2 separate regions of the Homo sapiens genome follow, and region 1 is linked to region 2. The links are chromatin loops, found by intact Hi-C in ENCODE. Cell type or tissue: OCI-LY7. All regions are shown on one strand. Links, peaks and the distances in the headings refer to the core of each region. The heading gives the core; the rest is flanking DNA. Region 1 has its middle 100 kb from the start of OSTF1. Region 2 overlaps TRPM6 (transient receptor potential cation channel subfamily M member 6).

Region 1 (12,074 bases), core at 3,942-11,941, 410 kb before region 2:
AGCCTCCCGAGTAGCTGGGACTACAGGCGCCCACCAACACACCCGGCTAGTTTTTTGTATTTTTAGTAGAGACAGGGTTTCACAGTGTTAGCCAGGATGGTCTCGATCTCCTGACCTCATGATCCACCCGCCTCGGCCTCCCAAAGTGCTGGGATTACAGGCGTGAGCCACCACGCAAAGCCGAGCTATAACTTTTTGATAGATGTAAACAGGAAGATGGAATTCATTACTAGAAGCCATAAAGAGATACTTTATTTGTGTAATGCTATTTCTTAAATTAGACTATATGGCAGGTTAGAAATGAAGTCACATTTCAACATTATGTGGAACTAGATTGGTATATTTTGTTCAGATTAGATTTTAATGGAAATGAAGCTTTGTGAACTTTTAAGCTTTCAAAATGGTTTCTTTTGTTTATTTGTAAAGTGGCTTGAGAGCAACTATAAATACATTTTGACATCAGGCAAATTCCAGGAAAGTTATCTCTGTGTATGTAATATTGGTTGTCATTATGGTGATTTGGAGAAAATAATACTCCGTACATAATTATAACCAAATGATCCATATTGACCCAAAGCCTTACTGAACTATTGTTGAGATAGAAATATCTGGACTGTAGTAAGAGTCTTGGAAGTGCTAATTCTCACCCTCTCCCTCTACCTCCCACTTTTTCTCTGCCTCTGTAATCATCCAAATGCAAAAAGCCCTAAATCAACACTTGGCAAAATCCTCCTAACATTATTTTGAGACGTTTCTGTTTACTTGTGAGTTTTAATTCCTCTGCAAGGAGTTCTTCCCTGCTCTCAAATCCCGAAATGTACTAGAGGATTCTATCACTCTCCTCCTCCCTCCAAATCCCAGAACTTGGCCCATCGAAGACCCATAACCTTACCTTCCCTCTGATTCTCTTCTGCTCCTCCCAAGTCCAGGCAGACATTATCCAGTATTTATGTGGGAGAACTGGCTCTAACTGTTCATGTGGTTTTCCAAACTTTGTGTTTGCCTGGTCTTAACTTCAAAAATACAAAAGTTAAAAATTACTTTTCTTTTACCTGCAATCTGCTCTGTGTCAGCCCATCTCTACGGTATAAAGATAAATTTCATACTATATCAGACTGACGAAGAGATACAAAACCTATAGGGAGGGAATTTTAGTTTATATCTCAAAATATTATCTTGCCACTTAAGCAAATAAAAGAGAGAGATAGAAAGGAGGAGGAAGGAAAGAAAGAGGAAGGAAGGAAGGGAGGGAGGGAGGAAAGTCATCAGATTTAATTTAAAAATTAGATTACCCCCATCATCTAACAACACAATCACTGGGAACAATTTTGGTATATATCTTTTCAATTTATTATCTATATATCCATCTATATATTTCTACTATGTCTATCTTTTGCTACCTGTAGGTTGCAATCTGCTTTATTGAATTTAATAATTCACTTCTCTCATGCTTGACAGCATTACTCAATTCTGAAAAGCCTTTCTAAATATAAAAAAAGTAAATTTAAATTTTTTCTTTAATTTTTAACGAAAAAATTTATGACACTTTTTTATCTTAACCTACCTTACCCAAACAATTTTCACATTGCTAACTAAGCAATAAAAACAAGTTTATACAAACAGCAGACAACAGTATCCCAAAGTATCTGAATATGGTTTGTATATTGACTAAAATATAATAAAGATCTATTGTACTCACAAAATGAGGACAAATAGTCTTCGTAGTGGATGTTGGTTGGGGACAGTTGTGAGAAAGTCATTCTTTTGGAAGATGAATTTTCTATACACCATTTTCTTTACCAATTTTTCACATTTTCAGGGATTCATGATTATATTTGGCACTCAAATTAGAAATAATTGGACTTAGAAATAAAGTTAGATCACTGAAAGCTATCTATAGGGTAAAATAAAGGCTAAATCTTTGTATTAGTCTGTTTTCATACTGCTATAAAGAACTGCTCAAGACTGGGTAATTTATAAAGGAAAGAGGTTTAATTGACTCACAGTTCAGCAGGGCTGGGGAGGCCTCAGGAAACTTACAATCATGGTGGAAGGCACCTCTTCACAGGGCAGCAGGAGGGAGAATGAGTGCAAGCAGGGGAAATGCCAGACGCTTATAAAACCATCAGATGTCATGAGAACTTACTCACTATCACAAGAACAGCATGGGGAAACCGCCCCCATGATTTAATCACTTCCCACTGGGTCTCTTCCACGACATGTGGGGATTATGGGAACTAAAATTCAAGATGAGATTTGGGTGAGGACACAGCCAAACCATATCAGTTTTATAATTCTTAGCAAAGTATGGAAAGAGCACACAGAGACACTATGTCTTTACCCCACTGGATTGGTGAACCTACACAAAGCAAAGTATTTAGAATCACCTAATGTGGTGCCCAATTCTACTTGTTTCACATTATATTATTTGACTAGAAACTACTGTGTTGAGAAAATTGGTTTGGTTAACATGGTTATCCTAAAATCATTTGGTTAACATGGTTATCCTAAAAGCATAATGTTTAAACAATCTGGTTTGGTTAACATGGTTATCCTAAAACTATGTTTTAGGATATAATGTTTCATATCGCATATTTACTTAGTATTGCTTGGGTGAAAAATAGTTAAATTTTTTTAAACATTGTCTGAAAAGTTGTATAACTGTGAAATAGCCAATATGGCCAAAAATTGTTGAATGAACAGTCATTATATGAAGTAAATCTATCTATGGAAACATCATTTTATGCCAGTAAATATGATTCTACAGCAATATTTTAAATGGCTGCATAAATTCCATTACATAAATGTACCAAAATGTATTTAAACAATTCACAATTATTAGAAATTTAGTGATTTTTTTCCAGATTTCATTGTTGTAAACAATACTATGCATGATCCTTCTTGTGGTGAAGTCTCCTAAGAGGCTTTTCATATTAAAGTATTAGCCCTTTTATCCAAAGCTAGATCCCAATTCTTCTGATTCCCAAGTTAGTATTTTTCTCTCTACGCCAAATTGAGGAGACAGGGATCACACTAAATTTGCTGTACATAGATTGACACAACCACAGAAACAAACAAGCAAAGATTCCCATGAACACACACATATTAAAAGTAAAGGCAAAACTGCAATTACTTTTGTACCAACCTAATAGAAGTTTATGTTGATCGTTTGATTCAGAAGAATGCAATTCTCACTCCAGAGTAATTGACCAACGGTTTATTAAATAATATGCTTTTCAGAGGAATATAACCAAGAAAAAAATTTACTTCTTGTCCAAATTTGTCTTCATAGTTTAGTTTGGAAATCCCTTCTGAAAGACTCAATGCTTTAGGCTAGAGTTTCTTTAAGAGTTTTTCAACTTTCCTTGTTAACCAAGTAAGGGAAAACTGTGTTATGCTAGAAAAAAAAATGGCCTGGTTCCAATTCTTTTGCCTTTACCTTTGTTCCTTCATTGACTTGTAAAGGTAATTAATATGGAAAAACTCTGGTGATCCATATGGCCAGTGTTCTCCACTAATTAAGGTGTTAGTTCACATACATACACAGACACATACATGTGTTACCTGGGCAACTATACACAGAAGCAGAAATTAATTAACATGATGACAAATATAATTAAAGCAAGAACCTATGGCCTTAAAATGGTATTATCTGGTATCACCAAAAGAGTAAGACTGAATGTGTTTTCATTTACAGAGAAGTAAATGGCTTCAAATTCCTATTTCCAATTCAGTTATGACATTTTCCTGATGAAGCATACGTCCTGGCCAGAGTACTGTGTTATAAACAAGCAAATTTCCTGTAAATGTTACAAATCTATTTCAAATCTAACAGGTTCTCTTATTTCTCCAATAGCTCAGGTTAAAAATATATATATACAGCACATTAATATAATTTATCCATCTTGTTCAGGAAGAATAGAGAATTGGTAAGGTTAATTGATTTCCCATTTACTATTTCTGGTGTTGGTTTCCATGAAAAAAAAAAGATGTGTTTGGATGTCAGCAAATCAATAACTATTTCATTTTCCTTCATTCTTTTTATGAGGAGGCAGCCTAGGGCAGTGAAAGCCTCCCCAGACATAGGAGACATGGAAATGCCTAAGAGGTGCTACTGCTGCTGGAACAGACACCTGGAATTGGTAGTTGCCATAACCCACAATCCTCACAACAATCACCAGCAATTTCTGGCAACTCAACAATTTCCACTGTTATGGAAGCCAGAATCAGAAAGCTTACCCTTTCCTCCCACTTCTGAACTCTCATAAATGCCACTTACTGACAGAACCTAAAAGGCAGCCTCTTGGCAAAGGATCCTGGGAAATGTAGTTTGTAGACTCCCAGAACTAGCAGTACAGAAGCAAGTAAGAAAGAGTAAGTGCTCAGCTTAGAGACAGCAGATAAATAATTGGCACACCTCTAAAACTAAAAACAGAAGCAGAAAAGCAAAACAGAATTACGGAATTCAGAGGAAACACTGACAGTACAGAGAACGGTAACCAAAAAAAACTTTTTAAGAAATGATTAAGAACAGAAAAAACAAGAAAAGGTAGGACATCCATAAAAACAGAATGAGACACTGTTAAATAAAAAGGCATCTTAAAACAAGAGAGAGCAAATGGAAACAAAAACTGTGATAATTAAAACTAAAAATAAAAGTTCAAAAGAAGACTTGAAAGGCAAGGTAAAAAAAAATCCCATAAAATTTAAATACACAGGAGTAGAAAAAATGACAAAATTAGAGGATCTACTAAGATCTGAATAATAAGAACTTCAGAAAAAGAAAATGGAAAATAGATGAAAGGAACATATAAAAGACATAATAAAAGAAAAATTTCTAGAACTGAAGAAAATAAATCTATAGTTTGAAAAGCCCCACCCAAGTACCCAAAAATGACCAAGGCATGTCACCATAAAATTTCAGCACACCAGGGATAAAAAGAAAATCCTAAAAGTTTAAATAGAAGAAAAAAGAGACCATGTATAAAGATTCAGGAATAAAAAGTCATCAGACTTTTTTTTTTTTTTTTTGAGATGGAGTTTCCGCTCTTGTTGCCCAGGCTGGAGTACAATGGCACAATCTCAGCTCACCGCAACCTCCACCTCCTGGGTCCAAGCGATTCTCCTGCCCCAGTCTCCCGAGTATCTGGGATTACAGGCATGTACTACCACTCCCGGCTAATTTTGTATTTTTAGTAGAGACAGGGGTTTCTCCATGTTGGTCAGGCTGATCTCAAACTCCCGACCTCAGGTGATCCACCCGCCTCGGCCTCCCAAAGTGCTGGGATTACAGGTGTGAGCCACCACACCCAACCAAAGTCATCAGACTTTTAAAGAGCAAAAATAAAGGAGAAAGGAATAGAAAGTATCATCAAAATTTTGAAGAAAACTTATTTCTAACATACAATTCTGTCCCGTCTATATTATCAAACAAAAGGTAAAATAAAAATAAAAACATTTTTAGAATACAGGTTACCCCAAAATTGTCTTCCAAGCATTGTTTCCCAAAAAGTTATTGTAAGGTAAATTCCACCACAAGAAGGAAGTAAACCAAGAAGTCATGAGTTTCAAAAGAAGGAATGAAACACAGAAGAGGTGAGGGGAATTTGGATGAGAATTGGTTCCTCAATGGCAGCTATGCAAAAGCCTAGAGATCAGCCAATCCAGACTGGATTAGTAAGATAAAAGGCTCTGGAACAGAGTTGTTTCCATGGGGAAGAGTAAAGGGGAGGACTAATAGATCAAGTATGGCTATACAAAAAGGACATGTACAATTCTGTCAGAGTACTTGGGAAAGAGTTGACAGGTACATGGAAAACCAAATATATTGGTGGTGGGGGGAGGATCCTAGCAACTACTAACTCCAGCAAAAACAAAAAGTTATAAAAGAAATGTATTACATTTTATGATAATGCTGTGAACAATACATACATAATTAAAAGAACGTAAATGGTGAATACTGATTTCACCAAAAATGTATAATGTAGTAGATGTTTGCATGGGGTCAGAGAAAGCACTGGTGATGTGGGAGTATATAAGAGATAAAATCTCAACTATGCTAGTAGAAAATCAATAGAATATATTGAAAACTAAAACATTAAGGAATGTCATTTAACCATGACGATCCATTTTACACATCATGAAACTATTGCTTTTAAACTGTCAGCAAGTTTTCACAGGTCATACTCAGAAATGGACAGTGCTAGCATTCCAGTCCTAGCCTGTCATGCAAAACCTGTGCCTTCGACTCCTTTATGTGCTGATTCTGCCTCATTGGCAGTGTCATCTTTTATGTCTTTTATGTTTAAGCTCTAAGTCCCACTCTCTAAGGTGTGCATTTCTAACACCATAGAATCCCACATGACATCATGTTAGGGATATTACTCAGAACCTATTGCAGAGGAGAATCATACCAAATCATTTGTCATATAATGTGCTAACCACAAATGGTAGCACATCCTTTGACCAGCATCCTCAGAATAAACTATAACACCAAGATCCTATTACAATTTTAAAAGGAAATCATCTAAAAATGGGATGTTCTCATTCCTGACCTCTCAAAAATAAAGATTCTTAATAATCATTAAAATTCTTAATGATTTTTAGTAATCATAACTCTTTGTGAATGATTTCATACCATTTCTTTGGGTGTCTCACAGAAATGCCCATTTTCGTATTGCAAGCTACTTTGGAGAACTTTTTAAGTACATGTCAAGTCTAAAGTTGTAGTTTTTGCCAGATATAAATTGGAACAACCTGAGGAGTTTTTTCAAATACTGATCCCTAGACACCACCACAGACCAATTAAAAATCAGAATGTCTAGATGTTTTAAAAGCATTCCAGGTTATTCTAATATAAAGTGTTGAAAACCATAGGTTCACAATGTCAGAGTCGTTTGAACCTGTCCAACTCCATTTTGAATAGGGGCTGGGTAAAATGAGGCTGAGATCTACTGGGCTGCATTCCCAGGAGGTTAAGGCATTCTTAGTTACAGGATAAGACAGGTGGTTGGCATAGATACAGGTCATAAAGACCTTGCTAATAAAACAGGTTGCAGTAAAGAAGCCGGATAAAACCCACCATAACCAAGATGGTGACAAGAGTGACCTCTGGTAGTCCTCGCTGCTACACTCCCACCAGCGCCATGACAGTTTACAAATGCCATGGCAACAACAGGTTACCCTGTGTGGTCCAAAAAGGGGAGGCATGAATAATCCACCCCTTGTTTAGCATATCATCAAGAAATAACCATAAAAGTGGGCAACCACCAGCCTTCAGGGCTGCTGTGTCTATGGAGTAAGCATTCTTTTTTTCTCTACTTTCTTAATAAACTTGCTTTCACTTTACGGACTCACCCTGAATTATTTCTTGTGCAAAATCCAAGAACCCTCTCTTGGGGTCTGGATCAGAACCCCCTCTCCGGTAACAACAATAGTGATTCTCAAAATGTGGTTCCCAAATCAGCAGCACTAGCATCACCCGGGAACTTGTCAGAAATGCAGATTGAGCTCTGGCGACCAGAAGTCTAAAGTCAAGGTGTTGGCGTGGCGCGACCTCACTCCCTCCCAAGGCTCCCCGGTTCCTTGCCTCTTCCAGTTTCTGGTGTCTGTTGGCATTCACTGTGGCTGCATCCCTCCAATCTCTGCCTCCGTCTTCACATGGCTCTCTCATCTGTGTGTCCGTGTCTTCCCTTCTTCTGTCCCTTACAAAGACACTTGTCATTGGATGTAGGGTCCACTTGGTAATCCAGAATGATCTCATCTTAAGATTCTTAACTTAATTACACCTGCAAAGACACCCTTACCCTCACATTCATAGGTTCTGGGGACATATTTTTTTGGGGGACACCATTCAACCCACTACAACACTCAAGTTTGAGAAGCAGTGGTAGAGGCAGAATGAATGAGGAAATTCCACATGGAAAGGTGCTCCCTTCAATTTCACAAAAATCCCCCCCCCCTTTTCATTTTCTCCTCTTGTTCACTTCTTTCTCTTCCTTTTATTCACTTGATTGTTATGTGTTTCTATTTCTTTTCCACTATTTTTTTTTTCCTCATATTCCTTGAGAAAAAATTTTTCCATTACTTTTTGACTCTTATAGCCCCGTTCAGGCTGCAAACTGCATTTCCGTTTTAGAAGAAAATTCAGAATAGTGAAACAAGGCTTCCTTTTTTGGGTGAAATATCAAAAATCATATTTCACATAAAATGTGATCAAATCTGATTTTAGAATTAATACTACAGATAAATGCTGTAGATGGTTTAGTAATTCTGTTTTTCCCATTGCAACCAGTGTCCTCTAGTGGTCAATGTTGGAATTGATAGTAAAAAATAAACATTTTCATCTCTTTTCTTGCTTACTGATTAAATAACATATGTTGAGAAAGCAATGTGTGTCAGATACTGTAGATGTCTATATAAGACACCTAGACAAATAAAATTAAGATGCCGTCCTTCAAAAGCTCGACTTTTTCCTGTATTATTTCAGAGATGCTGGAATATTTGATTGGAATATTTATTTCATTAAAATCTATGAAAACCATTTCAAGTTCATTAGTGTAACTATGCAGACGTTCTAGCAAGCAATTTTTTTTGTCCAGAGGGATAATTCCAAGAAACTTTATAATGTATGAAAAATGAATGAAATATACAACATAACTCAGGTCAGAAACACTTGGTGTGATGATTTAATAAATTGTACATGCCAATATAAAAATTTTAACTCTTTGAAACCCCTTTATCTCTCATGTTAATCCTTATATCTCTTTTATGTTTTGAAGAATAGCAAATTGGTTCAAGAGTGCACTAATCAAGCACACACATTTTACTCTCTTTCCTCCCCAAATCCCATGGAAATAAAAATAAATAAATAAAATAAACATGAGAATAAATCTGTAAAGAATTGAATCATGGGAAACTGGCATCACCAGACCAAAAGTAAGTGCAATTTTGACTAAATGTATGGGGTAAGTGTATAGCAGAGTCATGTCAGGCATGGGAATTCCTGATCTGAGTAGGGTTTTCCAAGAGTTGTATTGGTCTTCATAAGACAAGGAGGTACTTAGGGGTGAAGAGGCCATAGCAGGAAGGGAAGCTGGGGGAGTGTTCATGTGGAGAGCCCAGCTTCTGAGATGCTTTCCTCTTAAACCCCAATAAAAGAATCTTCCAGTTAGAAATCTAGTCTTTCCCCTCCTACACTATAATTCCCTCTTTTAAACTTTTCCTATCCTTCAGTAGATAAATTCTTATTGTTATGGGCTAAGTTGTATCCCCAAAAATGCATGTGTTGAAGTCCTAACCCCCAGTACCTCGGAATATGACTGTATTTGGAGGTAGGGTCTTTAAAAAGGTAAGTAAGGTAAACTGAGGTCATATGGGAAGGCCCTAATCCAATATAACTGTTTCATAATAAGAAAAGGAGACTAGGAAGCCGGCAACACACAGACTGAGGGACAAGCACGACAGGGCACAGCAAGAAGGCCGCCACCTGCAGGTCAAGGAAAGAAGCTTCACTGTAAAACAACTCTGCTGACACCTTGATCTTGGACTTCCAACTTGCAGAACTGTCAGAAAATAAATTTCTGTTGTTTAAGCCACCCACTCTGTGGTAATTTGTTATGGCAGCAAACTAATACACATATTCACCTGCAGAGCCTGGTGGAATAATCTTAGAGAGGCTGCACAGGACAATTCATAAAAAGTGAATGAAAGGGAGTCCCAATACCTCGTTATCACACTGGCACCCCTCAAGAGGGATCCTTATTATTTCAAGTCTATGAGCTGTAGCACAATGCACAGGACAATTCATAAAAAGTGAATGAAAGGGAGTCCCAATACCTCGTTATCACACTGGCACCCCTCAAGAGGGATTCTTATTATTTCAAGTCTATGAGCTGTAGCACAATGCAGTCTGCAGAAAGACGAGGAAATTTTAGAAAGAGCAGTAAAGCCAAGATGTTCAGAAGCATCCCTGAGTGGACAACTGGAGACACAGATGACTGAACTATCTGCTTCCACTGCTCCTGCATGATGATTTTACTTAGTACATGGATGAGTATTCATTTTAACCATTACATATTTGTCTGGGTGTAATACATACAATTATTATATCAATTCCATTATTTTACAGACATTGCTGCTAAAAATAAGGCTAGTAAAAATCGAGAATTGATTTAAAGCTGAAGAGGAAAAGTGAAAAATTCCATAAAGAAAAAAAAGTTATGTACAGGGCAATAATGATCATACATCTACAACCTAAGATGCTAGGAAACAAAAGAGTATATATACAGAGTTCTAAGAGGAAAGGATTTAGAACCTGAAATCCCATATCCAGACAAATTATCACTCACATAAAAGGACAAAATAAGGATATTTGTAGATGTCACACAAAACTTTTAGATATAACTACTGATCTGGTTTGGATCTGTGTCCCCACCAAAGCTCATGTTGAATCATAATCCCCATTGTTGGAGGTGGGGCCTGGTAGGAGGTGATTGGATCATGGTGGCAGATTTCTCATGAATGAGTTCATACCATCCCCTTGGTACTGTCCTCATGATAGTGAGTGAGTTCTCATGAGACTGGTGGTTTAAAACTGTGTGGCACCTCCCTGCTCTCTGTCTCAGTCCTGCTTTTGCCGTGTGATGTGCCTGCTCCCCCTTTGCCTTCCGCATGATTGTGAGCTTCCTGACACCTCCCCAGAAGCAGACGCAGCTATGCTTCCTGCACAGCCTGCAGGACCATGAGCCAAATTAAAACTTGCTTTTTTGTAAATTACCCAGTCTCAGGTATTTCTTTATAGCAATGAGAGAACTGACTAATACAAATACTGAATGAGGAACTTCAGTAAGAAGGAAATTGAATCTCATAAGTTAAATTGTATGTAAGAAACATTGGTAAGCACATTGATAATATGTGATAAAATAAATACTGAGGCCTGGTGCCAGTGACTCATACCTGTAATCCCAGCACTTTGGGAGGCCGAGGCAGATGGATCACTTGGGTCAGAAGTTCAAGACTAGTCTGGCCAGCATGGTGAAACCCCACCTCTACTAAAAATACAAAAATGAGATGGGTGTGGAGGCTGGCGCCTGTAATTCCAGCTACTCGGGAGGCTGAGGCATGAAAATTGCTTGAGCCTGGGAGGCAGAGGTTGCAGTGAGCCGAGATTGTGCCACTGCACTCCAGCCTGGGCAACAGAACGAGACCCTGTCTCAAAATAAATAAATAAATACATACATACATACACACACACACACTGAGTGTTGAGTAAGGTAGAGAATAAAGAATTCCCTTCTCTTGGCATGAGTAAAGAGGAGGGCTTGGTTTGGGAAGCCCTATGTTATAGGACTGGGATCCCCCATCTTGCATTCCCTTTTTAGGGTGCTGATAGGCGGGAGAAAACACTTTGGGCTTAGCCCCAGATAGTCTGAACACAAGAGGTAGCTCTTTATGGGTAAATGCCAATTGTCCACACTTGGTGTCCATAGTGAGCACTGGTGATCTCAAGCACAGTCTCCCCTCTCCCCACCGGGTCCCCACTGGGGTTAGAAGAGCCCTTGTGATATGGTTTGGCTCTGTGTCCCCACCCAAATCTCATCTTGAATTGTATCTCCTACAATTCCCACGAGGTTTGGGAGGGACCCGGTGCGAGATAACTGAATCAAGGGGGCAGTTTCCCTCATACTGTCCTCGTGGTAGTGAATAAGTCTCACAAGATCTAATGGTTTTATCAGGGATTTCCGCTTTTGTATCTTCCTCATTCTCTCTTTGCCTGCTGCCATCCCGTCTTCCTCATTCTGTTTGCCTGCTGCCATCCATGTAAGAGGAGACTGGATCCTCTTTGCTGTCCACCATGATTGTGAGGCTTCCCCAGCCATGTGAAATTGCCAGTCCAATTAAACCTCTTTCTTTTGTAAATTGCCCAGTCTCTGGTATGTCTTTATCAGCAGCGCGAAAACGGACTAATGCATCTTGGTTTCAGCTTGCTCACTGCTCAGCAATCAAGAAGATCCCTGGGCCAGTCATTTGAAATACCATTTTATCTTCAAAATAGGTAAATAAAAATGATTAAC
Region 2 (12,074 bases), core at 1,719-9,718:
CAGGTGTGAGCCACCATGCCTGGCCCCTGTCACTTTTTTTTTTTTGAGTCTCTCTCTGTTGTCCAGGCTGGACTGCACTGGTGTTATCTCGGCTCACTGCAACCTTTGCCTCCCGGGTTCAAGTGATTCTTCTGCCTCAGCCTCCCGAGTAGCTGGGACTACAGGTGCATGCCACCACACCCGGCTAATTTTTGTATTTTTAGTAGAGACAGAGTTTCACCATATTGGCCAGGCTGGTCTTGAACTCCTGACCTTGTGATCCGCCCACCTTGGCCTCCCAAAGTGCTGGGATTACAGGTGTGAGCCACTGCGCCCAGCCGTCACTTCTTAAATCATGCATCACACTAGTCTTCCCCTGACCCATTCCTCTCCAACCACATTGGCCCCTCAGTTTTTCAGACCATACAGGTGCCTTTGCACTTGCTATTCCCTCTGCCTAGAATGCTTTTCCTGCAGCTACCAGTATGGGCCACTTCCTCACCTCTTCTCGTCTTGCTCAGAAGCAAGCAATTTACCTCAAACACTGAAAAGAGTGCCTGACACATATTTGTTTCCTAGACAAAAGAAACCAAGTGAAGTAATGGGAAGAAACTCATATTTTCTAGATGCCTCTTAACTGTCAGGCACTGTGCTAGGTATTTGATTCCTTGCTTATCTTACTGAAGAGGAAAATATAACAAGTAACAAAAGTAGGGAAGACAGGGGTTGAGAGTCAGCAAAGTAAATCAAAATTCTTTTAAAAAAAAAGTGACTGCTGTGTTGTTACCTAAACATGGGGAAGACATACCTTCCTGCTGGTTATATGATAGTCATCATCTCTCTTAGCCCAACCATTTTAGGAACTTGGAATATTTGCTGGTGTTTAGTTATAATAGCTATTTTTATAGATCAGATAATAAAAGGATCTGAGTTTTTTGTGGGGGCATGGGGAGAGATAGGGATTCACTCTGTCACTCAGGCTGGAGTGGTGCAGTGGTGTGATCTCAGTTCACTGCAACCTCCGCCTCCCTGGTTCAAGCAATCCTCCCACCTCAACCTCCCGAGTAGCTGGGACCACAGGTGCATGCCACTATGTCCAGCTAAATTTTGTATTTTTGGTAGAGACAGGGTTTCACCATGTTGCCCAGGCTGGTAGTCTGAGATTTTTGTTTATTAAAAATGTCCAGTGTCTCACTGCCCGTTTGCTCTCAGGGGAAAGGCTCACACCCCGCATCTTAGCCCCAGGAAGGTAAGTGGGGGCTGTTGATGGGATGGTGTGATGCTCCTGCTGTGGGTGTCACCAGGAGGCTCTTTGGACTCTTTGGGAAGGAGTGTTGCCTGGTGAGGTGGTGCACTCCCAGTCACTAGGGGTGTACACTCGAGGTTGGGTGAACACCTGCTGCTCATGGTACCCAGTGAGTCTTGCCCAAGCAGGCAGCTGGGCAGAGGCCCTTCTGGATCTTGGAGTCCAAAGAACTGTAGAGCAGCCCAAGGGGTGTGGGTCAATTTTGAGTGGGAGCCAAGTCTGGGAGCCCGTGTGCATCATGTTTGGGTCTGGTTGGCTTGGCCACCACTGAAAGAAGTGATAAGTATGGGCTCCTGGTACCTGCAGATCTCCTGCAAACGGCCCAGAGAACAGCCTTGAAGCCACCTTTCCCTTCCAGGGGACTGACCCTGTCCCTAATGCTGCAGTGGCGTCCAGGGATCAGTGGAACATTGCTTTGAGAACTCTCCTGCCTATTATGGAGGCAGCACAAAGCTGGTGCCCCCTGAGCCAACATGGCACTGGGATGGCTTTTTAGGACAGAACTCTGTTGGTGACAGTCACATCTCAAACATAATAGCTGATTTTAAAAGCCAGCAGCAGCAAAGCCATATACCTGAGTATAGGTGGCAGTTGCAGAGAGCCATGGGCTGGAGAGGGTCAGATGGGGCCTCCCACAGGGGGATCCTGTGGGGGCTGCAGCTCAGAGTGACTCCCAGCTCTGTCACTAGCAGGGCGACCCCTTCCTTCTGGAGCCTTAGCTCTGAAAAGCCCCTGGTGGGGGTGCCCTTTCAGATGCCCCCTTTCCATTTCAAAGGCTCTGATTCTCGATCTTGAAGCCAAATGCAGCACCGACACTCGGCTTCAGTTTCCACTGGGACAGCTGGAGGTCTCCTTTCTAGCCCCAGCCCAGGCGGCCAAGCCCATCCTGGCATCAGAACATGCTGAGCGGCATTTTGTAGGGTGGCACCTTTTTATCCAAGTTGCTAGCTACACATCAGTGTTTAAAGAGAAAAGAGTGACCTTTCATTTTTTTTCTTGAAACTTGAGGAAACAGGATACATAACTACTGATTTGTTTGTTCTTAAAGAAAACTAAATGCACGACTGCAGAGTGCTAGAGGTGTGTATTTTTCATACTGTGGGGGAAAGTATTTGTGCTGCTTTTTGGAGATATACTGGGATGTCTGGTTTCTGTCCCCGGGCCTGGCAGCTACGTCTATTTTCTGTAGAAGGTGCCACAGTGAGACCTGGAGCCACCCCTTCCTGCCCTGGCACGGTTTAGAGCTGGGAGCCTATGGACTCTTGGCCTGTTTCTACCTTCTATTCAACCACTCTGATGTGGGGAGACAAAAAGAAATATAACTTTTTGATAGTGTGGTAGAAACATTGATTTGAACTATTTTAGTAGAAGGAGTAGCAAACAAGACTGTGGTAGTGTATACTTTGAGCTAGATAAATAAAGGCCTCTTTGTGAGCCTCCTGGCCAACAACAACAACAAATGTCCAGTGTCAAAAAAGAAGTTGAGAAATCCTCGCATAGGACAAATTTCTCACGTTAGAGATGAACACACTGAAGACCATACAAAGTGACCAACCCCAGATCTGACTACTTGTCCAGGAGCTGGTTACAGACAATTCTTTATAAAATAATTGAAAAAAACAAAAACCAACCAACCAACCCCCAAAATTTAAATACACTGTTAAGTCGCCACCTGCTGGTGGAAGGCTGTTGTCACGTTGGAGTGAAACTGCTATTAATAGCATGTGCAACCCTAGAGTTTCCCACTCATTGACCAGGCCCCAAAAATGTGCATTTCTGACATGTTCTCAGGTGATGCTGCTGCTGCTGGTTCAGAAAACATGCTTGAGAACTCCTGATATAACCCAGTCATCTATGTTTCAATCACCTTCTTTATGGATTCTGAGAAACTTCTATTCTTACCCAAAGATGGCTTTCTCCAGGATAATCCTGGTTCCTTTTCTTTATCACTGTTCAAGTTATGGGTTATCTGTGTTTTTATTTGCTAAATTTGGCTGCCTTCCTCCAGTTCTACTCTGCTATCTTTCTCTAAATAAACTAAAATTTTGACACTGCAAGAAGAAGAATTGTTTTAAAAAGAAACTAAATTTTGTTAGTCTATGCAAAATATTAAGATGGACATCTTATTTTGTTCCTCTTATATCATATTATATACTTAAAGTTAAGTAGTTAAGGATGGTATATTGTTTCAGAATAACTGTACCTCCAATCATTACCCCCATGGCAAGTTCTATAATATCAACATTCACCATCCTATCTCCATGTTACAACTACAAAGTGACCTACCAATAAGGAGTTACTTTTATTGTAAAGTTAATGTAAATAATTTGTCTGGATTTTAATAGAAGCTCTGTTTTTTAAGATGAATTGATTCTTCTTCCGTTTCTTCACTAACACTGTACTGTTTGCATATTTTAACTGGGATTTTTCTAGCAGTTCTCACATTTGACATTAGGTAGATGATACAGAGGAACATTAAAGCTGTTTCCCATAAACGATGAATTATGGACTGAAAAGAGCTTCTTATGTGAGAAGAGATGGTGACTTGAGAGTAGTGTTGAGTTCCAGAATGGATTTTCTGTTCATTACACTGAAAATGTTGGCATTTTCTTTTCTCTGATTGTAATGTCTGCCTTCTGCTTGTTATTCTGATTAGCATGTTTCATTGTAGAAGGTAGCTAATATATTTTGTTTGGTGGAAGAAGAATTGTAAACACGTGGATAGTATTTGTATTGGGTAACTGCCGGTAATGTCAGGTGAGCCAATCATAAATGTTGGAAAATATAGACTCTGTTACCTTTCAAGACTTCATATTAAAACATTGTCCCTCTCTTACTTCATCTTACAGCAACGTTTACTTAGATATGGAATCCATTTCAAATAACCTGTGGAAATACAACCGCTATCGCTACATCATGACCTACCACGAGAAGCCCTGGCTGCCCCCACCTCTCATCCTGCTGAGCCACGTGGGCCTTCTCCTCCGCCGCCTGTGCTGTCATCGAGCTCCTCACGACCAAGAAGAGGGTGACGTTGGATTAAGTAAGTTGTTCTATGTGAGGCAGGAGAAAGAGAGCAAAAAGTAGGATTCAAGGCAAAGATGCACTGGAGTATTATAAATTAAGTTCAGGGCACTGTGGGGCTCTGGGAGTTCCCTGACAATAGAATATCAGCTGATGCTCTGGGTCTGAGTAAATATATTGACCTCATTATGAGGTCGCAGTGCCTTTTGCCAAGATGAACGGATACTTAGAAAGGGATAGGTAGGAAGAGAATCTCTGCTTGATTGTGTAAAGGCTTTATGTCACATGGAAAACTTGTGTTTTCTCTGCTGACCGGAGAACTCATCAGAATAACTCCTAGAGAGTGGTCATGTGACGTGTACTGTTCTCCTTGTTGTGGAAGATGGAATTCAGACAGAATGGAGTTACAGAAGGCCTTGGGGTCTAAGAGAAAAGATAAGCAAAGCTGGGCTTTAACCAGAGTCACGATCCTCTGGTTCTCTAATCTACTGAGCATGGAGGTGATTCTGAAATGGATGTTTCTTATTTTCAAGAACCTCAACTCAGAAACTGGGTGCGGTAGTGCATGCCTGTAGTCCTAGCTACTCAGGAGGTTGAGGCACAAGAATTGCTTGAGCTCAGAAGTTTAAAGCTGGGGTGCACCATGATCATGCCTGTGAATAGCCACTTCGGCCTGGGCAACACTGTGAGTCAGGATGCGGAAATAGGGGTTCTCACTTGTGTTTTTTCATAAGCTTATATATTTTGAGGTTTTCCTAATTCATCTTGTTTAGCCAGATCTTCACTGCATGATATGACTATCGTACTAATTGTTGTCAGAGAACATTGCGTTTGGTGGTTTTATTCTGTAGTTCCTGTCAAGCAGTTCCACAATTGGTACCAGGCCCATTTCTAGATAGTTCCCAGAAATACAGGAAGCAGGGGGCATAAATGCGCAATCCTCTTCCCAATTCCTAAATCTAAAATACCTCTGAAAACTGAAATCCTTTTTTCTTCACAAATTGGGGAAAGACTCATTTGGCCAAAAAAGGCTGATGAGAATTGATGCGAAGCCATTTATTCTCTTTATTTCTTGTAGTATGAATATTCATTGATGTTGGCTGCAGAAAATAGCAATATGTTTGATTTTAGGGATTGCTTTAATCTTAACTAGGGATTTCACTTCATTTATGACATACTCACTATATTAATTTTCTGAAACTAGAAAAAAACAGTTCTGAATTCTAAAATACTCTGGACTCCAGGAGTTTCAGCTAAGGGGATAGCGGGCTATTTATGTGTTTAGGTAGGTCCTTAGGGGGACAGGTCATCCCCTGCAGTATATTATGGGGTTGACAGGGTGATATGCTTTTGCTGGTGGTAGGTGACTCTGTGAAGTATTTTTTCTCCTCCTAAGTCACTTTGAAGATTTTTTTTTCTTTTTCATACCCTGCTCCCTGACCAAGAGATTCAGCCTTTGTACGAAAGCCAAAGCATACCTGAAGTTAACTTGAAGGCTTATAATTATACTGTAAATTTCAGGCCGCTAATAGAGAGACGTCCCAGGCTTTGGCTGCAGAACCATTGCAACCTAATAGCAGAATGTGAATCACTTGATAAATCCTGGAATTGACTAGGATTTGCCCAGACTTCCTAGTACCACATGAAAGAACGTTTCCTGGGTTCACCTTGGTCTGTGCTTATAGGATGATTCATATAAAACTCAAGTAAAGTTTAAAATGAATTCACCCTGAGCTTTGTGGAACATTGTTGAATTTTCATAACATTGCTTCTGATCCTTTATATTGAGGATAAAGACATTTACACAAGGGGCAGCAGTGCCACCTTGCGGACAATTACAGGAAAGCGCCACATACTGCAAGCTGCGCCTGTCATTGGAATTACTCTGGATTGTTTGCTCTCAGGGATCCACATAAGGTTCACATCATGACACCTGTAAAGTTTCTTGCTCATAGGAGATTCTTTAGTGAAAGAAGACATTAGAGTTGGGTAGGGGGTGGGAGATACCGAATCTTTTCAGTGTCTGAAAATTTTTTTCCTGCCATTTAAATCAGAAAGCACTGTATACCTGAGTTGTGAATACATTTTACAGCTGAATAATACTTTTAGCCATGTTTTCAATTTAAAATTCAGATTTTTTGTCATTAATTTTAACAGAAAATAATGTAACAATTGCATTTTAAATAAATTCTGGAGAATTGTATTAGTTCTTTTTCTCCTAATGTAAGCAAAACCATTCAAGAAAGAGAACTTTCCAATTTAATCCTTTTAGCAGCATCACTTCATTATATATTTTCTAAGTATTATAAACTTGCTTAAAAGATGGTATATTATTCTATTAGGCAACAGTGAAAGCCAAGGTAATAGACCAAATGTGAATGCTGGAGTTTGATGAAGAATTGTGTTAGCCTTATAATATCACTTAGTGATGTGTCTTTTTAATGAGTTATTTATAATTGTGTCAGAGAAGGTATACAGCTGTGATTGGCCATTGAATGGTAATAATAACATCTCATTCTTCAGTAGAAGGATTTAGTATGCACAAACTCTGCGTAACAAGGTGAAACTTTCTTATACTTACTGGATTAATTTCAATAGACTGCCTTCTTCTAATCTTGCATTTAACCTATTGGTTATTTACTGTCATTGTAATAGCTAAAAGAGTTGGAAGACAGGTTGATTAATGAGCACAAATATACACTTTGATAGAAGAAATAAGACCTAGTGTTCAATAGATTGGTAGGGTTTTTGTTGTTGTTGTTGTTGTTGTTGTTTGAGATGGAGTCTCGCTCTGTTGCCCAGGCTGGAGTGCAGTGGAGCGATCTCGGCTCACTGTAGCCTCTGCCTCCTGGGTTCAAATGTTTCTCCCACCTCAGCCTCCTGAGTAGCTGGGATTACAGGCATGGACCACCACACCCAGCTAATTTTTTTTGTTTGTTTGTTTTAAGGAGCTGAGAGTTTAATAGGCAAATAAGAAGGAAGAAGCTCCCCGGTACAGAGATAGAGGGAGGGGGGCTCCAAAGCCGAGAGAGGAAACCCCCAATTTTTGTATTTTTACTAGAGGTGGGGTTTCACCATGTTGGCCAGGCTGGTCTTGAACTCCTGATCTCAAGTGATCCACCTGCCTCGGCCTCCCAAAGTGCTGGGATTACAGGTGTGAGCCACCATGCCCTGCCATCAGTAGGTTGACTACAGTTAAAATTAATTGATTATACATTTCAAAATAGCTAGAAGAGAATAATTCAAATGTTTCTATCTTAAAGGACAGGTAAATATTTAAGGAGATCTGCCTCAGCCTCCTGAGTAGCTGTGACTACAGGCTTGTGCCACCAATTGCCCTGATGTGATTATATGAATGTATCAAATTATCACATGTATCTCAAAAATAGGTACATCTAATATGAATCAATTAAAATTTAATTAATTTTAGAAAGTGTTGGCAGAGAGAAAAGAAGACAGATTCCCCATTTTCATATAAACGCAGTGAATTTTTCTTAAATGTGAAAGCATTCTAACCTGTGAAAATATTGAAGAGAAAGAATTCTATATATGAGTCATTTTCAAAGAATGAGTAGGAGAGACCCAGGCTGGTGTTTCCAGTTCTTTCTTTTCTTTTCCTTTTTTGAGACAGGGTCTCGCTTTTTAGCCCATGCTGGAGTGTAGTGGCGTGATCACAGCTCCTGCAGCCTTGACCTCCCAGGCTCAAGCCATCCTTCTGCCTCAGTTTCCTGTGTAGCTGGGACCACAGGCGCCTAGCTAATATTGAAATTTTTTTGTAGAGAGAGGGTCTGCCTGTGTTGCCCAGGCTGGTTTCTAATTCCTGAGCTCAAGCGATCCACCCCTGCTCAGCCTCCAAAAGTGTTGGGATTACAAGCGTGAACCACTGCGCCCAGCTCCCAGTTGTTTATTGGTGCTGTTTCTGCATTAATATTAGAAATAGTTTGACAAGGTGACAAACTTATCACAACAGGCTATAGTTTCTCATTTTCAATACAAGTGGAAGAAAAGCCACTCATGCCCTGAGGTGAATAATGATTCTTTCTGTGTTTCATACTTATTTCTATAGAACTCTACCTCAGTAAGGAGGATCTGAAAAAACTTCATGATTTTGAGGAGCAGTGCGTGGAAAAATACTTCCATGAGAAGATGGAAGATGTGAATTGTAGTTGTGAGGAACGAATCCGAGTGACATCAGAAAGGTAAAAGATATAAATCTTTTCCATTCTGAAACCACTAACACAACGTGATTCTGCTAGAATATCTAAAGGTGTAGAAAGATCTTTCAAATCCCAGAGGTTTGAGTTCTTTATAATTTGAAACATTTAACAACATATAATATTCATGTAATCAAAGTATATTTATTAAGCATCTACTATATTCCAGGCACTCTTTTAGTTACTAGGAATAAGTGGTTAATAAGACATAAGAATCCTTGTCCTCATGGGACTTACATTCATGCGCGCGCGCGTGTGTGTGTGTGCGCATGTGTGTAGGTGGTGAGAGAAATGAAGTGGATGGAGAACAAAACCTAAGTAAGGAACCACAAAAATAGATTTGTAATTTATTATCAGGCAGTAAAAGAGCTATGAAGAAAAATAAAGTAGCTGGAGAGAACAGGAAATGATGGTGGCGTGAAATCTAGCGGAGCTGGGGGTTGAGTGGACTGTTTAGATGGTCTGGTTCTAGAAGGTCGCTCTGAGGGCATTGAGTGGAGGCCTGAAAGAAGTGAGGCAGTGGGCGAGGCAGGGGCGTCTGGTGGAATAGCGCCCCTGGCGGAAGGAACAGCAAGCGCAGCCGCCTGAGGCCACATGGTGTGTCTGGCAGCAGCCAGAGGGGAGGAGGAGGTAGATGGAGGGTGCTGGTTGGATGGGGAGTGGGGTTCTCAGGGCGTCTGACCGGCGGTTGTTGTGCAGTGGAGTTGGCGGCTGCTTCACTGAAGTGGGTGAAGACAGAATAGGAGAAGCAGAGACTGCAATTACAGGTGGCTTTTGGGAGAAGTATTACGGTGCAGGGAAGCTTGGTATGGGGACACGGTAAGGTTTTTTTGTTGGATTTTGCGTAATGTGGCAATAAATAAAACAGCATGGTCCTGAAAATGATCCACCAGCAAGGGAGAAACTCAGGAGTGGAGGGAGGAGGCCATTTGCTGAAGAGAAGTCCCTAAGAAGCTGGGAAAATGGAGGGTCTGGCTTTTTGCCCGAAGCAGGGGAACGGGACAGGATATGGCCAGAGTAGACGGGAAGGCAGACAAGGTTGGTGGGGACCCAGGTCTCGAGGCAGAGTCGTCGGCTGGGTGTGCCTATGTGTGGGATTTTGAGGGAGGCAGGCGGTATGGGGGACATTCAGAAGTTTGAGGAAAGAGGAGGAGACACACTGGAGAGACTGAACATATTAGGAAGCTATAATGTGATCTGAGTTACTGTTGGATTTATTACTAATTGTGGGTGCATGGCATCGTGTGAAAATATGGAAGGCTATATGTGATGAAATGCATTTTTTTAAAACAGAATTGTTCTTGTAAATGGAAGCAAATTGACAGAAGTTAAATGTGTTCCTCTATTTTTGAACATATATGGAACTGACTATGATGTATTATATCTAATTATGCATGTTTTTTTCTGATGTCAAATATCAGGTAGAGAGATGTGAATCCTTAAATATGGCTTTACTTAAACTGAATCACATGAAGAACTTTCTAAATGGTTCACTATGGGCATAAGTCATGTTTATATAAATCTGGACTTCTCTATTGGTACCATATTTATATAAATCTGTGTTTCTGTGCCTGATTGAATTTCAGATTAAATTTAATATGGAGAAAAAATTGAATATCAAAGATTGAGTCCACAAAAATTGATTTCACCTACATAATATCTTTAGTCCATAGTTATATGAATTTCTCTTTCCTTCTTCTACACGTTCTGCGCCCCTTTATAGCTATGCTCATTGAGTCCGACGGGCAAGCTTGGTTCTCCGTTTTGTATGAAGCATAGACTCGTATTAGGAGCTTACGGAGCTGGGATGAAGTCCTGCTTTAGGCACTTACTAGTTATATGGACACAGGCAAATTTACTGAACCTCCTTGGTTTCCTTCCTCCCTCCCTCCCTTCCTTCCGTCCTTCCTTCCTTCCTTCCTTCCTTTATTTCAACGGAGTCTCACTCTGTCACCAGGCTGGAGTGCCACGGCGTGATCTTGGCTCACTGCAACTTCTGCCTCCCGGGTTCAAGCAATTCTCCTGCCTCAGCCTCCCGAGTAGCTGGGATTACAGGTGTGTGCCACCACACCCGGCTAATTTTTTGTATTTTTAGTAGAGACGGGGTTTCACCGTGTTAGCCAGGATGCTCTGGATCTCCTGACCTCATGATCCGCCCCCCTCGACCTCCCACAGTGCTGGTATTACAGGCATGAGCCACCATGCCAGGCTGTTTTCTTATTTGTAAAATAGACATGGAGGCCGGGCAAGGTGGCTCACTCCTGTAATCCCAACACTTTTAGAGGCTGAGGCAAGTGGATCACTTGACATCAGGAGCTCAACACTAGCCTGGCTAACATGGCAAAACCCCGTCTCTACTAAAAATACAAAGAAAATTAGCTGGGAGTGGTGGCACATGCCTGTAGTCCCAGCTGCTCAGGATGCTGAGGCAGAAGAATCACATGAACCCAGGAGGCAGAGGTTGCAGTGAGCTGAAATCGCACCACTGCACTCCAGCCTGGGCAAGAGAATGAGACTGTGTCTCAAGCAAACAAACAAACCCCAGAAATAGCCCTGCTTCTTAGAGATGCTGTGAGGATTAAATGAGATAATATAGATGAACTGTGTGGCAGAGTGCTGACTCATAGTAAGAGTACAATGAAAGTTATCTATTATTAAGTAAAAATGGGCCCCTCAAAATTGTTAGTATAATTTCTTTTTAAATACAAATTCCCCTCCAACCCTTAAGGAAAGGGGGATGAACAGATGAGATGTGGACAGGATAGCCTCCCTGCCTCCCCAAGATTATGAACTGGGATAAGTTTATGGAGAGCCGTTTACTCTAAACTATAAACTAAGGAAGGATTTTAGGTGGACAAAGATATGGACAGATTTACCTTCAGTAATGGTGTGGATTTGAGGGGGTCAGAATAAGAACCACGAAGACCATTTGAGAGAATAGTGCAGTGCACTGATGTGTCCACAGCCTCGCCAAGGTTGGTGGTGGTGGGATTGAAAAGAAGGGGTGAATATGACATTTAGAAAGAACAATTCATTAGGCATGTTAAGGATCAGATGTGGAGCTAAGGGAGAGCATAGAGTCCAGCACGACTTTCAGAAAAGAGTGGGGTAATCAGGTGAAAGGTGGCACCACCGAAATAAAGAAGGCACAGGAGGTGTGAGAGAAAGCAATAAGTTGTAGATTTCTTGAGCTTGAGATTCTTGTAGTATATTTAGCCAGAGATGTTCAGGAGGCTTTGGATGTGTGCATCTGAAGCCCCCGGGGAGCATTTGAACTGGTGGAGGAGCTCATCTGCTTATTGGGACAGTCAACTGTAGGAGTCATCTGCCTATTGTAGGAAACTAAAAGTATGACAGAGGAAGCGATTATGCCCAGGAAGCAAGAGTGAGGGAACCTAGTGAGCTGAGAGTTAAAACCTGGGAGGTGCCAACACCTGTAATGGGCAAAGAGAAACTCATGGAGAAGACCATAAATAACCATTCAGAGGAGTATAAAGAGAACTAGAAGAAGGCGGTATCATAAACTAAGGGAATATAGAGTGAAAATTGAG

Evidence for each region. Hi-C counts contacts between places; a loop is a spot of excess contacts. Peaks named below come from ENCODE experiments on the same cell type or tissue, not always from the same donor. Only the 100,000 strongest peaks of a DNase experiment are listed, where the experiment ranks them.
Region 1: it touches region 2 in a loop (4-fold over the local background); 15 of 110 quality-filtered maps call a loop at or near these places.

What each region holds. Positions count from the first base shown.
Region 1 is chr9:75,183,194-75,195,267 of GRCh38, reverse strand. No RefSeq gene overlaps it. Among named protein-coding and RNA genes, the nearest start is that of OSTF1, 100 kb to the right of the region's middle. In OCI-LY7, for the core only: CTCF peaks have their summits at 8,084, 8,289 (motif pointing left), 9,269 and 9,478 (motif pointing left); DNase peaks (open chromatin) are centred at 8,297 and 9,467.
Region 2 is chr9:74,768,137-74,780,210 of GRCh38, reverse strand. It overlaps TRPM6 (transient receptor potential cation channel subfamily M member 6), which reads left to right. Exons shown (of 39, transcript NM_017662.5): 24 at 4,135-4,328; 25 at 8,376-8,508. Among named protein-coding and RNA genes, the nearest start is that of TRPM6, 110 kb to the left of the region's middle. RefSeq lists an enhancer at 8,987-9,036. In OCI-LY7, for the core only: CTCF peaks have their summits at 2,761, 2,964 (motif pointing left), 6,146 (motif pointing left), 9,071 and 2 weaker places; DNase peaks (open chromatin) are centred at 2,970, 6,140 and 9,080.